Linked DNA regions of Homo sapiens: regions 2 and 3 are each linked to region 1. Evidence: chromatin contacts called from ENCODE Hi-C data. All regions are on one chromosome and are shown on one strand. Each heading gives the region's core, a stretch centred on a gene start or an enhancer-like site at or near the end of the contact. The rest is flanking DNA. Distances are from core to core; before and after follow the strand shown. Region 1 overlaps DLG2 (discs large MAGUK scaffold protein 2). Region 2 holds the start of CCDC90B (coiled-coil domain containing 90B). Region 3 overlaps ME3 (malic enzyme 3).

Region 1 (4,631 bases), core at 855-3,354:
TTTTATGGCGATTATTAATATTATAAGTATGCCTATATTATCACTGAGAATACAATGAAAAAAATAAAAGATAAAGTATGGCTTATTAAAATCTTTCCCCCCCTTTTGGACTAATCAGTTTTCATTATCAAAGGGGTGTAGCAGTATTGTTGGTGAAAGTAAAGCACTGTATTATTTTTAAAAGCCAATTAGAAGTAAATTTACAGGAATTACAACAAAAGTATAGGTTAACTAGAGATAAATTTCTTTTGTATAAAGAAGTGCCTGGAAAATGGTTTAGAATGTCAAATTTCTGACTCCTTGAGAAAATTGTTTTATTTCTCTGCACTTCAGTTTTTCATGTGATAAGAAGGCCTCTGAGATCTATCCCTTTCAACCCAACATTCTGGAGTTCTATGAAACACTCTAGAGAGAATCACCATCACTAGCTTATAGTCTGGAAACAGAGACAAATAAACAGCCATTCTATACCTTGACTCATGTGATCTTACAGGAGTACAGCATGTTTCAGGGTTGATTAGGAGCCTGGAAGAGAACAGTCAGCCTATGGGTTGTAAGAGTTCTCAGGTGGTTGGTATTGAAGCCTGGAAGGCCAGATGCTGAGACAGCCTGGTGCCAGAAACCTAGTCCTTAGAGTAACAAAAAAGGAAAAGGATAATTTCTTATGCTTTGATAAGAGTAGAAATTATGTACCTAGTTTTCTGCAGCATTGCACCAACAAAGCATTCTCTCTCTATGATTATAAATAAGGTAATAAACATATTGATAATAAACATGTCAGCTAGCATATATACATACTGGCCCATAATAAATAGAATATAATATAATTTTTACTTATTTGCAGCAAAACCAAGGCAGATGCCCAGCCCAGAATTGTTCAGTGGAAGCCCCTGCTTGGATGCCTGTCCACCACTGTACTGTAAGTTTGATTATTCCAAGATTAGCAGATTGAAGGATAAATGTTTTTATATTTTGGAATAATCTTAGTGGAATGAGCCAGAATGCTCTCTGAAATTCTGGAGTAAAGCAAATATTTTGCAAGGAGAAAGAATAATCTTTCAGAAAGCTTTGCATTATAAAAAATATCAGTGATTAGGGATTCCATGCATTTTGTTGGAGTCAGGATAACTTGGAAAGGATTGCTTTAAATGGGTTATTGATGAGTTAGAGTTGGAAGGTCATTAAAACGAATATATTTGCACATATGTTTTTCAGAATAGCTGCATATTCAGCAATACTTGATTTTAGATGCCTTGAAGAAAGATGCTCTCTCTTTTGTCACTGTGTCAACTGCTTAATAGTCATGAGCACACCAACTTGCAATTTTCAAGTCTTCCTGGTGTAATAATAGTCTCTGCATTTGCATAGTATCTTCTACCAGAGAATTTTCCAGTGCCTTAGAAACAAACAGGTACTATGTCATTATCCTTGTGCTACAGATGGGAGATTTCAATGCAAAGGGAGTAAGAATAGTGCATCAATTGTAGCACTGGGAACAGATCCCAGACATCCTACTTCTCCTTTCATGTACTCATGCTACTACTTCTGTACTCTGAAGTGTGTGAAGAAAGTGGCTGAATGTATGATACTCTGTAATACATGGATTGCCTAATAGAAATGACAGTGGTGTCTCTTGGAATTACGTGTACTGTAAATGAGTTTAGCTGTCATGAAATAATTTGTGTATGATGGAGACAAAAAATTAGAAAGTTACCTTTTGGAAATTCTCCTCATTTGACTCCCCTTGTAGGCAATGGAAAAGTAATATGTGGAGCTTCCTAAATATCTTTATCTATTGTTGAGGTACCATGTGCTGAAAGATACGACTGGACTGACATAACATGTCTTACAACTATGTTAGCAGTAAGCCTGGGGGAGCCTGATTTTCACTCAGATTGTGTAAGAGATTAAGCTTTTTTCCTCAGTTTTTGTTTATCTGTGGCAGGGGGGAGAAAGTGGGATCACCTTTAGTGAAGGAGAGATGGTGATGCTAAATTTTGGAGGTATTCCTGCAGTGCAGAGGGAGCCCAGATGTGCTGGAGACTCAGAGAATAAAAATGTTAATTTTTGAGCAGATGATCAGAGGAGAGTGCATGCTTAGGGACTACTTATGATAGAGAAAGGATGTGGTTTTTCTGTTTTTGGTTTTGGTTTTTATTTTTGAGACAGAGTTTTACTCTGTTGCCCAGGCTGGAGTGTAGTGGCATGATCTTGGCTCACTGCAGCCTCCACCTCCTGGATTCAAGTGATTCTTGTGCCTCAGCCTCCCCAAGTAGCTGGGATTACAGGTGCATGCCACTAAGCCCAGCTAATTTTTTTTTTCGTATTTTTGGTAAATAACGAGGTTTTGCCCTGTTGAACAGGCTGATCTTGAACTGAGAAAGGATGTGTTTTAATAATTCTATTATTTGTTCATAAATAGAACACTTCTTTTATTGTATCCCTGATGGTATCATTTCATAACTACTGATTCCTACATCTGTTTCTCCATGGAGACAATGTGCTCCTTGGGGTCCTAGTATATCCACAGCTAGTAAAATCCCTGGTACATGGCAGAAATTCTGGGAGTTAAGTTTCAATATGTGAATCTCCTATATGTTGATTTTTCTCTTTAGTAAGTTTTAATAAATTATTTCACAGCTCTCAGATTTCTTGGTAAAGAGGATTAATAATGGTATTTTACCCTCTTAGGCTGGTAGTTTCTATTTCTCCTCTTCATCATTCTTTAACACTTTTCTCCTAAGAGAATACCATAGAACGTGTGTTTTCAGAAATTTTGTTTTCAAGCTACAAAGTTTAGTAATTCCATTCAGTTGTGTCTAGTACTATGCCAATTGCTGGAAATATAAACATGAATAAGGCAGTAATCCTATGTAAATCAAACACAATCATGTATAATACCAATAAGAATTTCTGATCCTCTAATACACTGGTAATTTCAGCCCAAAATATTAATATAAGAACTTTCACATTTTATTACTTTGTGCAGTCTTGTTGCAAGGAAATTGCATAATTAGGATTCTGTCTTTTGAATTATTATAAATCGTTCATCTTTCATTATTCCCTTGGAGTTGAACCCCTTGGGATCTGGGAATCCCAGATTAGGTCCTAGTTGTATTGTAGAACCTTAGGAACAAATAAACAACTACATTTAAGACTCTTCCTGAAGATCACAAGTCAGAGCGCCAGCATTAAAGTCTTATTCTCAGTGCTGTGGTCAGGTGAGAGAATCAGAAAGTAGATGTTTCTTTTTCATTTCTGCCATAGAACTGGGGGCTACTGGTTTCATAAATTTACTTTGCTATTTACATAAAAGTAATTATATCTCCCAGTGAAACACATATTTTCTGAAGGAGTTGTGCAGCAGATACCGATCTGCTTTCTCTGCAGAGAACCCCCAGTCCACAGAGGTGGGCTCCCGATGGTCATGTTTAGATTATGTGAGCCTGCCCTTGGCCAGGACTGACTGATCCAGGAGGAAGACATTTGATTCCAGCAGGGCCAGTTGAATTTTTTTTTCCTGGGAATTTGAAATTTGTACTGGAGATATACCAAACTGGTAGTCATCAATTTTGAATCATATGAATGAGAACAGTTTGGAAAAAGTTATGTGAGGCTCAGTTGCTTAGACCTCTAAAGCTGCTTTGTATCTGCCCTTCTTAGGTATTATGTACTCAAAACTCTCTTGGAGTCTGTGAAATGGCCTCAATAACTTACAATCAATGTTACTTCTTTCTCAATTATTTAGATTTTGTTTTATTTATTTTTGATAGGGTTTGTTCTTTGATTTACTTGCAACCAAAAGGAAAAAGAAAATAGTTTAATACTACTAGTCAGCAATGTTTACTGAGTCTCCCCTAGAGCTAGTGTAATAAGTAGTAGTCTCAGAAAAAAGCACTAACACTGGGATTTTGATAATTTATAATCTATTTCAAATATCTGACTGCAGACAACACTTGGGTATATTTAAAAAATGATGAAATAATAATTTGATAATACCTTAATTCATCTTATAGAATAAAAAAAATGGGCGGTTAACTCTACAATTAACATACATATATTTATATAACCAAAAACTATGATATGTATGAAATTCTGGTATTAATATTCATTTTATAATCTCTCAGGAAATAGTGAAAATCTTCACCTTGTGCTTAAGAGAGTGTCTTGGCTGTCATAAATTCTCCAAGGACTGAAGAAAGTTATAAATAAATTAATTCATACTTACAGGCCTAATAAATTGATAGTCTCTATTATCCTTGTATATTTTTCAAATTCAGTTTATTCTCTCCTACATTCCTTTCTCCACTGTCCTATTCTTGCTCTTTGTTGTTCTACTCTGGAATGATTGTATCCTCATAATTAGGCTTTATTACATTTTGCAAAAAAGCCTTGGTTTTCATGTCTGCATTTGCCCCAAGTTCATTTTAAGTGCAGAACTTTTATCATTTGATTTCTGGCTCCTCCAGATTGCTTTGCAAATGTCTGTCACCAGTTACATATTGCCTTGAAAATGGCTTCTATTAACTATTTGTTCTCTTTCTTCCTGGATGTGTGTGTGTGTGTGTGTGTTTATTTGTTTGTTTTTTGGCCCTCGGCACCTATGTAGTAATGGGGCTGAGAGGCTTTTT
Region 2 (4,631 bases), core at 1,453-3,952, 1.8 Mb after region 1:
AAAAACCTCTTCTAAAATTAATTTGGAACCAAAAAAGAGCCTGAATAGTCAAAGCAATCTTAAGCAAAAAGAACAAAGCAAGACTTCAAACAATACTATAAGGCTAAACTAATCAAAACAGCATGGTAGTGTTACAAAAACAGACACATAGACCAGTAGAACAGAATAGAGAACCCAGAAATAAAGCCACACACCTAAAACCATCTGGTCTTCAACAAAATCAACAAAAATAAGCAACACGGATAGCATTCCCTATTCAGTAAATGGTGGTGGGATAACTGGCTAGCCATATGCAGAAGAATGAAACTGGACCCCCCTACCTCTCACCATATACAAAAATTACCACAAGCTGGATTAAAGATTTAAAAGTAAGCCCTCAAACTATAAAAACTCTAGAAAAAAAACTAGGAAATACCCTTCTTGACACAGGCTTTGGAAAAGAATTTATAGCTAAGTCCCCAACAGCAATTACAACAAAAATAAAAACTGACAAGTGGGACCTAATTAAAGAGCTTCTGCACAGCAAAAGAAATTACCAACAGAGTAAACAGATAGCCTAAGAATGGGAAGGAGAAAATATTTGCAAACTATGCATCTGACAAAGGTCTAACATCCAGAATCTATAAGGAATTTAAACAAACCAAGAAGTATAAAACAATCCAATTAAAAAATGAGCAAAGGACATGAACACACACTTCTCAAAAGAAGACATACAAATAGCCAACAAACATGAAAAAATCCTCAACACCACTGATCATTAGAGAAATGCAAATCAAAACTACAATGAGATGCCATCTCACACCCATCAGAATGGCAATTATTAAGAAAAAAAATTCACATATTGGTTAGGCTGTGAAGAAAAGGGAATGCTTATACTCTGTTGATGGGAATGCAAACTAGTTCAGCCACTATGGAAAGCAGTTTGGAGATTTCTCAAAGAACTTAAAATACAACTACCATTCAACCCAGCAATCCCACTACTGGGTATATACCCAAAGGAAAATAATTCATGCCATCAAAAAGACACAGAGCTGGGCACCGCAGCTCATGCCTGTAATCCCAGCACTTGGGAGGCCTAGGCGGGTGGATAGTTTGAGCCCAGGAGTTCTGGACCAGCCTGGGCAACATGGCAAGACCCCATCTCTACAAAACATGCAAAAATTAGCCAGTTGTGGTAGTGCACACCTGTAGTCACAGCTACTTGGAAGCCTGAGGCAGGAGGATCAGTTAAGCCCAGGAAGTTGAGGCTGCAGTGAGCCATGCACGACTGCACTCCAGCCTGAGTGACGCAGCAAAACCCTGCCTCAAGCCAAAAAAAAAAAAAAAAAAAAAAAGACACATGCAACCGTATGTTCATTGTAGTGCCATTCACGATAGCAAGGACATGAAATCAACCTAAGTGCCCATCAACAGTGGACTGGATAAAGAAAATGTGGTACATATACACCATGGAATATAATGCAGCCATAAAAATAAGGAAATTATACTCTTTGTAGCAACATGGATGGAACTGGAGCCATTATCCTATGCAACCTAATGCCAAGAACAGAAAACCAAATACACATGTTCTCACTTATAAGTAGGAGCTAAACATTGAATATATGATGGTAAACGTGGAAACAACAGGCATTGAGGATCATTAGATGAGGAAAGGGGGAGACGGACAGAGGGGCATGGGTTGAAAAAGCACCTGTTGAGTACTATGCTTACATCCTGTTGGGATCATTGGGACCCCTAACCTCGATATACCCTAAGGTTTTGCGTTTTGTATTTTGAAACTGGTAAGATCAAACTTTTTTCCCAATTTTTTTTTTTTTTTTTTAGATCGAGTCTCACTCTGTCGCCCAGGCTGGAGTGCAATGGTGTGATCTCGACTCACTGCAACCTCCGCCTCCAGGATTCAAGCGATTCTCCTACCTCAGCCTCCTGAGTAGCTGGGATTACAGGCATGTGCCACCACGCCCGGCTAATTTTGTATTTTTAATATAGACAGGGTTTCTCCACGTTGGTCAGGTTGGTCTCGAACTCCCGACCTCAGGTGATCTGCCCGCCTCGGCCTCCCAAAGTGCTGGAATTACAGGCATGAGCCACCACGCCCAGCCATCCCAGTGTTTTAAATAGCAATTTATATTTCCTCTTCATGAATTGTCTGTTAAAGCAGTTGTTGGCGGGAATCAAGTTTTGTTCTTTCAATGTGCTTCGGGCCTTAGAAATGGTGTTTGTTACTTAGTTGACTCTCACAAAGCTTTGAATACATATAGATAGAAACCTAGCCGTAATTGTTTAGAATCTTGAGAGAGTAAGCCACTAACACCGCACAACTGTGTGCCATTTTACAACTTACAGAGAATATTCATGAGTATTAGTGCATTTTAATACAACTACTGTGCATTGTTGCTTTCAGCATTTTACTATGCGGAGCAGTCTTGAGTAACTGAGGTCTGAGAAGGATAAATGGTGAAAATTCAAGGAATTTCTCCTAGAAACGGAGGAATTCGGCTTCCCTAAAGAAAGGACATACCGACTGAAATAGTTGGTCCTCCCGTGCACCAGAGGGTGAAGCAGCAGGATGTGACGCCTCACGAAAAGTGAGCGGCTTGCTGGACTACACTTCCCAGAAGGTTTCGTTGGCCCTCGCACTACGCAATCACCCAGAACGCTCAGCGGCCGAAAACTTCAGGTTCCAGGCTGCTGTGCGGCTAAATGCGACTCCATCTCCCCCGACCCAAGCGCGTAATGGCCGCTGGCTATCTTGGGGGAGCCAGCTGTTGGACTATGCCCCACTGCCAGGAAACAGGCGCCGGAAGGTTCTCTGACAAGATCTCGCTTTCCTAGGGCGGTGAAGGCGTTCAAAGGTCGGGAAGGGGCGCTGGGAGAAGCGGGGCAGCGCTGAGCCATGCTCGCGAACTGTGGGTCTGTCTGTGAAGAGACCCAGTTTCGTGGGACCACGGTGGCGCCTGCGCTGGGAGGTGAGCTTGTGACAGAGCGAAAACTACAATTCCCAGCATTCCTGTGGTGCCAGAACTACCTTGCCCGAAAGCCTGTGCGAGATTTACCCCGTCTTCCGCCTCCCTCCCACCGGAAAACTCTGAGGACATGAATAGTCGCCAGGCTTGGCGGCTCTTTCTCTCCCAAGGCAGAGGAGATCGTTGGGTTTCAAGGCCCCGCGGGCATTTCTCGCCGGCCCTGCGGAGAGGTGAGGCAAGGCGTCGTGTCATAGATGCCTGAGTGCTCTCTAGGGAGACGATGCCCGTGGGGTCGCGCCTGCTCGAGCGAACGGGAAGAGAAGGTGCCACGCCCTCCTCCCGGATTCACGCCTTGTGCTGGGCGACGCCGCTGCCTGCTGCCCCGACTTGCCCAGCTCGCCCCAAGGGGCGAGGACTGAGGAAAGCACTGCCTTTCTGTTCTTAAAGCGAACCTTTGAAGGCCTGGGCTTCGCGCCCGGCTTCTTTCTCAGCCGTTGTTTCCGTTTTTTGGTGACAAGAGGCTAGTAATCTCGTCAGGAGCCAACGTAAGGTAATCTGTGTTTGAGGGTGTCCTGTTTTCTTTTGTGGCCTGATCAAATTTTGATTTTGTTTTTTTAGGTGCTGGCCTCGAGCCCAGGTTTTTGGTAGACAGCATCATAAATTTCAGGCCACGTCTGCCTTATTCTCACTGGAATTCTCAGTACATTTCAGTCACATTGTAGACTTTGGGAAAATAAGTGAATACTGGAACCCACAAGTTTCCAACCTGTTGGCACCCCTGTTAACAGGGTGTCCTGAAGACATCTAACTTTATTCAGAGAAATGTTTCTAGGGCTAGGTTTTTGTTGTCGTCGTTGTTTTTCACCCCCAGTTTTTTAACTTCCCTCCCAGTTTTTAAACCGTTTTAAGGTTGTCCACAAAATAGGCGAATAGGCACCTCTTATCTCTGTTCACCTTCTTGAATCTTCAGTGCCAGGTACGCTGAGCCATTCGGTACCCAAACACTTCTACGCTGTTATTTATACTCCATATTGTTACTTGTGCTATTTTGCTCATTGTTTCATTTTAATCCACACCAGTAACAGCTGCAGTCAAAACTGCAGTTGTTGATCCTCCATCTGTGAGATTGCTGTTTAGCTGCCAGGGTCATTCACAAGGTCTCTTTTGTTAGGTATTTGAGTGTTTAGCATACATACACATTATGATGGATTTTACAAAAAGGAGGTAGCACTTTTGAACTCCAGGAAGTCATCCAGCTGCCATCTTTGTTGACTTTTACATATCCAAATGAAAACAAAATTAAATGTTCTTAGAGAATGAACTTTGAAGTGTATATCATACTGGGAAATAAATGACCATAAGTACATGTTAATGTTTTAACATAAAAGTTATCCCACTTGAATCTGAGTGTTCTTGGAGAAACCTTAAATCTCTTCTTACAACTAGTAGGATTTGTGTCCTTCCTCACTAAACAAATATTGAATGTTTATTTTATACAAGTAGTTTAAACTTGCCTAATAATGTCAATAATCAAGGGATTTGAAAACCTTGACCTCTGACCAATGGAAGGACCTTAGTTATTCTAGTGCAACTAGTGTAGCACGTTAGTAGACCAGCATGTAAGAATATATGCTGTTAATGCCTGTTCTTTTGAATTCCTGACAG
Region 3 (4,631 bases), core at 2,132-4,631, 1.5 Mb before region 1:
TGAAAAAGCCTGAAACCTGTACTTTGAAAATAGAGGAAGGGGACAGTTAGCTTTAATTAGATTTCATCTGACCATGATGAAAGTATTAAAATTGTACAAGTAGGATATTTACAGGGCACTTTACATTCTGCCCATTTTTTTCACTAGTCAAAAGAGACTGAAATTCAGTATGTTCTCAAATTAGCTAAAGAAAACCCTTGTCAAAGACCCCTCAATCCATCTGGTTATCATTATTAAAGCATTATGGGGTATGTATGCTTTCCATTGGAAAAAAATGAATAATCCCTTCAAATATGTAATTTCATAGGTTTTGAAATACGAAGGCAACCGTTAAGGGAACTATCAAAGCAGTCTGAAGTACAGTGTGAGTTGTCAAGGGAAAAATATAAAAGAATTTTTAATAACTGAAAGTTCAACAAATTCTAATGCCAAAGCCTGGGATTGTGGGAACACTTGTTGGAATTTCTAAAGACTGTTGTTTAGTGCATGGAGGCATCTGAACCCAGAAGGTAAATTCTGAAACACCTGGACCATATTAGAGTGTCTGGGGCCGAGAAGGTATGGTGAGGGGCCCACCCAGAGGTGCCCTCTAACACAACTTCTTTCCCCATAACAGCATACCTGGGAGCTTCTGTTCTTCTGGCTGTGGCATTTTGTTTCAAGAGCACTGCACCCTGTGCCAGCCTTGCCTCTTACACATCAACCCATATGCAGAAGCATTTCCCCTTAAGTAGAGTGTAGTAGAAATAGTGAGGGCCTGGAGTCAGGCAGATCTTGAGCTAGATCCCAGTTCTCCACACTTCCCCTCATGATCTTTGTGACCTTGAGCCAGCACAGTGCCTGGTTCATAGGAGACACTCAATCAATCCTTCTTACCTGACCTTTCAAACCAGGGCACGCGCTTACTCGATCTGATTGTCAGTTTGCTTCTTATAGGATAGTGTTTAAGAGCACAGACTCTAAAGGCAGACTAATTGGGATCAGATCCTGGCTTTATAAGTACTTAACTCTCTAAGCTTCAGTCTCTTCATCTGTCAAATGGAGATAATGCTAGTATTTACCTTATAAGTCAATTATGGTTACATGAGTCAAAGTGCCTGGACCAGTGACTGATACATAATAAGCTCTCTCTCTCTCTCTCTCTCTCTCTATATATATATATATGTATATGTATATATATGTAAAATAGAGTATTCTGAAAATTTCTAACATGTGATAAACAATCCAAAAATATTAAACACATATTTTTACCTATTTTATTTCTTTATTTATATTTTATTTACTTATTTTTATATTTCCATACATATGCTTATCCCCTTTTTCTTATTATTAGCCCTTGTCAAAGTCCTCAACATCCTCTAAAGGCCTCTATTAAAAAAGAGCAAAACTCCCTTCTATTGTGAATGCTCTATAGTTGACCAGGAGCTTTCATGAAAGAGCCTCATTTGAATCTGACCTTACCACCCCTGCAGAGTCCCCACCTGGCTTGTCCTAGCTCATCCCCCACAGAAGCCTAGCATTTCACTGGAGAAACTCATTGCTGACTCAGTCCCCAGACATATCAGGCCCTAACAAGGCACTGATTTGTCATCATTATTTTTTGCTACCTTCAAGGGCTACCTTGCAAAGTATCAGAGGCATTTCCACTCTTGCCATCCCTGCTTTGGGACTGGGATTATTTTCTCACTGCAGGCAGGAAAAATCTTTTGAAATTTCACATTTGGAGAGCAGACTTTGTTTCGTTTTTTTGTTTTTTTGTGTTTTTTTGTATTGTTTTTTGAGAAAGGGTCTTGCTGTGTCAGTGGTGCAATCACAGCTCACTGCAGCGTTGACCTCTCGGGCTCAAGTGATCTTCCCATCTCAGCCTCCCAAGTAGCTGGGCTATAAGCATGCATCACCACACCTGGCTGATTTTTTTATTATTATTTTGTAGAGATGGGGTGTTTTTATGTTGCCCAGGTTGGTCTCAAACACCTGGGCTCAAGTGCTTCACCCACCTTGGCCTCCCAAAGTGCTGGGATTATAGCTGTGAGTCATTATGCCCAGCTAGGAGACCAACTTTGGATGATAACTTAAATGTCTCTTCAATGTACTTGTATTTTATGATGAGGTGAATATATGGAGGTAGAGAGCAAAGGAGAAAAATCTCTAAGGAATGCAATATTTTTATTAAGTGTTATAAATTAGCAACAATTTTAAATCATAATACTCAGCATTGGTGAAAATGTAGTAAGACAGCTACTTATGTACTGGAGTTATAAAATAGTTCGACCTTTCTAAAAGTGATTTGACAGTATGCGTACAGATACTTAAAACTGTTGATATCTCTAGAATGTAAGTTTCATGAAGGCAGGGATATCTTGTCTGTTTTTTTACTTTGTTTCCTTATTACTGTATCGTCAGTTTATAATGGTATCCAGTACCTAGTCGGTGCTTATTAAATATTTGTTGAATGAAAGAATGAGTCATCAGTCTCTTAAGTACACTTATAGTTCAATCTGAAGAAAAATCAGAAACAAAAAGTTTTGTGCTCATTACAGCATAATTCATAATTGTGGAAGTTTGGAAACAATTATATAAAACAGGAATTACTAGATAAAGCTTGCTGTGTTTTTCTGTTTTTTAATAACATTTTAGGCTGAAGTTTTAGTATGTGGGAAAATGCTAATCATAACATTTTTAGTGGGGAAAAAAGACTAAAAAATTTTATACATAGTATGATCTCAAGTTTGTTTAAATAAAATTTTTTTAAGCATAGAAAAAAGATAGGAAGAAAATAGAACAAAATGATACAGTGGCTATCTCTGGGTGATGAAAATAAGGTGTGGTTATTTTTTTCCAACTTTTCTGTGCGTAATATTACTTTCAAACTTGGGAGAAAATGTATCAGAAAATTCCTATTGAACTTAGGGAGATGGAGGTCGGGCTTGTGATCCAGTTCTGCAACTTACTGGTTGTATGCTGAAGTTCTGGAGCCTTTGTGGGGCTCATATGATATATGTGAAAGTATTGTTTTACGAAATATTAAACATGCAACCCAAGTAGGAAATGATAGCTGTTGCTGTCCTTACTATTCTTGCAGCATGTGACACCTTTCGAGAAAGTATTCAAAGCATCATGAGATCCTTTTATGACAGGTGTTAAAATTCCAACAGGTTAGGAATGACATTGTCACTTCCTGGAGGGGGAGCCTACAGTTTCGTGTTGTACGGTGCCTGGTATGTTGCAGGCAGTAGCTAACTTTTACTATGTGAGTGAAGGAGGGTGGAGGAAATCATGGGTCTTCCACATTCATTTGTCAGGGTAACAGTGAACTATAACCCTGGCATACAGAAATGAGTCATTTTCCTGGCAGTGAGCCAAGGCCACAGTCATCTCCAGGAAGCTTCTTTGTTCTCTTTTCATACCCAGTCATGCTGAAACCTTGTAACCCCATGCAGAGGGGTCTGCATTTCACCAGGTTAATAGATAAGGGAGCTGAGGCCTATGGAAGGTTAAATAACTGGCTCACAGTCACACACTTAGTAACCCATGGAGCCAGGACTCAAATGCAGGTGTGTTTGATGCCTGCGTTCTGTGCTCTCCCCCATCACTGTGCCCCTTTCTGAAGGAGTGACTAGGTGGTATATTCCCCAAATCTTGCTAAGTTTGGGGGTTCCTGGGATATTCCAGACTGAGCTGTTTTAATTTCTTCTGTTGTTGCTAGTCAGAAACAAGGAAAACTTGACATCTCTAAATCTGAGTGGGAATTGGGTAAAATGCTCCTTTGTTGCTGGCTTAAGTAGTAACCCTTAGATAAAGGGTTTAATTTCAGATCTGGAGACTGACCTAGTTGCATCCAGCAATTGTCTATGAAAACCTTGCCTTCTCACTGGTTACAATGAGATTCCCAAACACTGTCTCTATGTTTACCTAATTAAACTCACACTTCTCTCCCCTCAGATGTAGTAATGAAGTCACTGTGGCTAGAGGAACATGGGTTTTGTGAAGTGCTCCTTGACATTTGCTTCCTTGAAGATGGATTCCATTTACATTATTCTTCCAAGTGGTATTTTGTCAACAAAGCTCAATAGTCATTTGAGTTTAAATAGCCTATTTCCCCCCCTCAAGGCCTAAGAAACTGGCTTTGAGCAAGTGGTGAGAGCTGAGTTATTGGGAACTTTGTGAAGCAATTGTCTGGTGCTTTAGAAAAAAAAGCAGCAGCCTGGATGTTATAACCCAGGGACATTCTTGTTCAAGTGATTGAATTCCCAACACACCTGGCCATCATTGTCACAGTGCCCATGTCTGTAATGATTAAGTAGGTTAGTGGAGAAGCTGGACTAGCTGGAACAATTAGAACAAAGAATGTGGTCCCAGTTCTCAGGTGGTGACTTTTTTCTCTTAGACCAGACAGGCTTGGACTTCACGTGAGATTTTCTTCATAGGAAGTGTATTAGTTTGCTCAGGCTCCCATAACAAAACACTGCAGACTAGGTGGCTTAAACAATAGAAATTTATTTTCTCACAGTTCTGGACTCTAGATGTCTGATATGGTTTGGCTGTGTCCCCACCCAAATCTCATCTTGAATTCCCACGTGTTGTGGGAGAGACTCGGTGGGAGGTAATTGAGTCACAGGAGCAGGTCTTTC

The links. Hi-C counts contacts between places; a loop is a spot of excess contacts on that map. Pooled maps may share reads with other maps.
Region 2: a pooled map shows a loop between it and region 1 (5-fold over the local background). The contact joins the promoter of CCDC90B here to the enhancer-like site in region 1. A Hi-C loop is called at or near these places in 2 of 37 single-sample maps with no recorded cell type and 2 of 50 pooled maps.
Region 3: a loop to region 1 is called in a pooled map, with 7 times the contacts of the local background. The contact joins two enhancer-like sites. A Hi-C loop is called at or near these places in 2 of 37 single-sample maps with no recorded cell type and 4 of 50 pooled maps.

The regions. Positions count from the first base shown.
Region 1 is chr11:85,107,949-85,112,579 of GRCh38, reverse strand. It overlaps DLG2 (discs large MAGUK scaffold protein 2), which reads left to right. Exons shown (of 28, transcript NM_001142699.3): 6 at 845-919. Among named protein-coding and RNA genes, the nearest start is that of DLG2, 520 kb to the left of the region's middle. Within about 2 kb of position 2,104, at least 2 of the 41 ENCODE cell types and tissues checked have a DNase peak (open chromatin) inside an H3K27ac peak, as active enhancers do.
Region 2 is chr11:83,284,438-83,289,068 of GRCh38, reverse strand. It overlaps CCDC90B (coiled-coil domain containing 90B), which reads left to right and starts at 2,702. Exons shown (of 9, transcript NM_021825.5): 1 at 2,702-3,196. The coding sequence starts at 3,097. It overlaps CCDC90B-AS1 (CCDC90B antisense RNA 1), which reads right to left and starts at 2,949. Exons shown (of 3, transcript NR_186344.1): 1 at 2,522-2,949. RefSeq lists enhancers at 2,665-3,314, 2,737-3,332, 3,365-3,444, 3,333-3,929.
Region 3 is chr11:86,591,826-86,596,456 of GRCh38, reverse strand. The region is part of intron 2 of ME3 (malic enzyme 3); the gene reads left to right. Among named protein-coding and RNA genes, the nearest start is that of ME3, 78 kb to the left of the region's middle. RefSeq lists a silencer at 1,444-1,644. Within about 2 kb of position 3,381, at least 19 of the 41 ENCODE cell types and tissues checked have a DNase peak (open chromatin) inside an H3K27ac peak, as active enhancers do.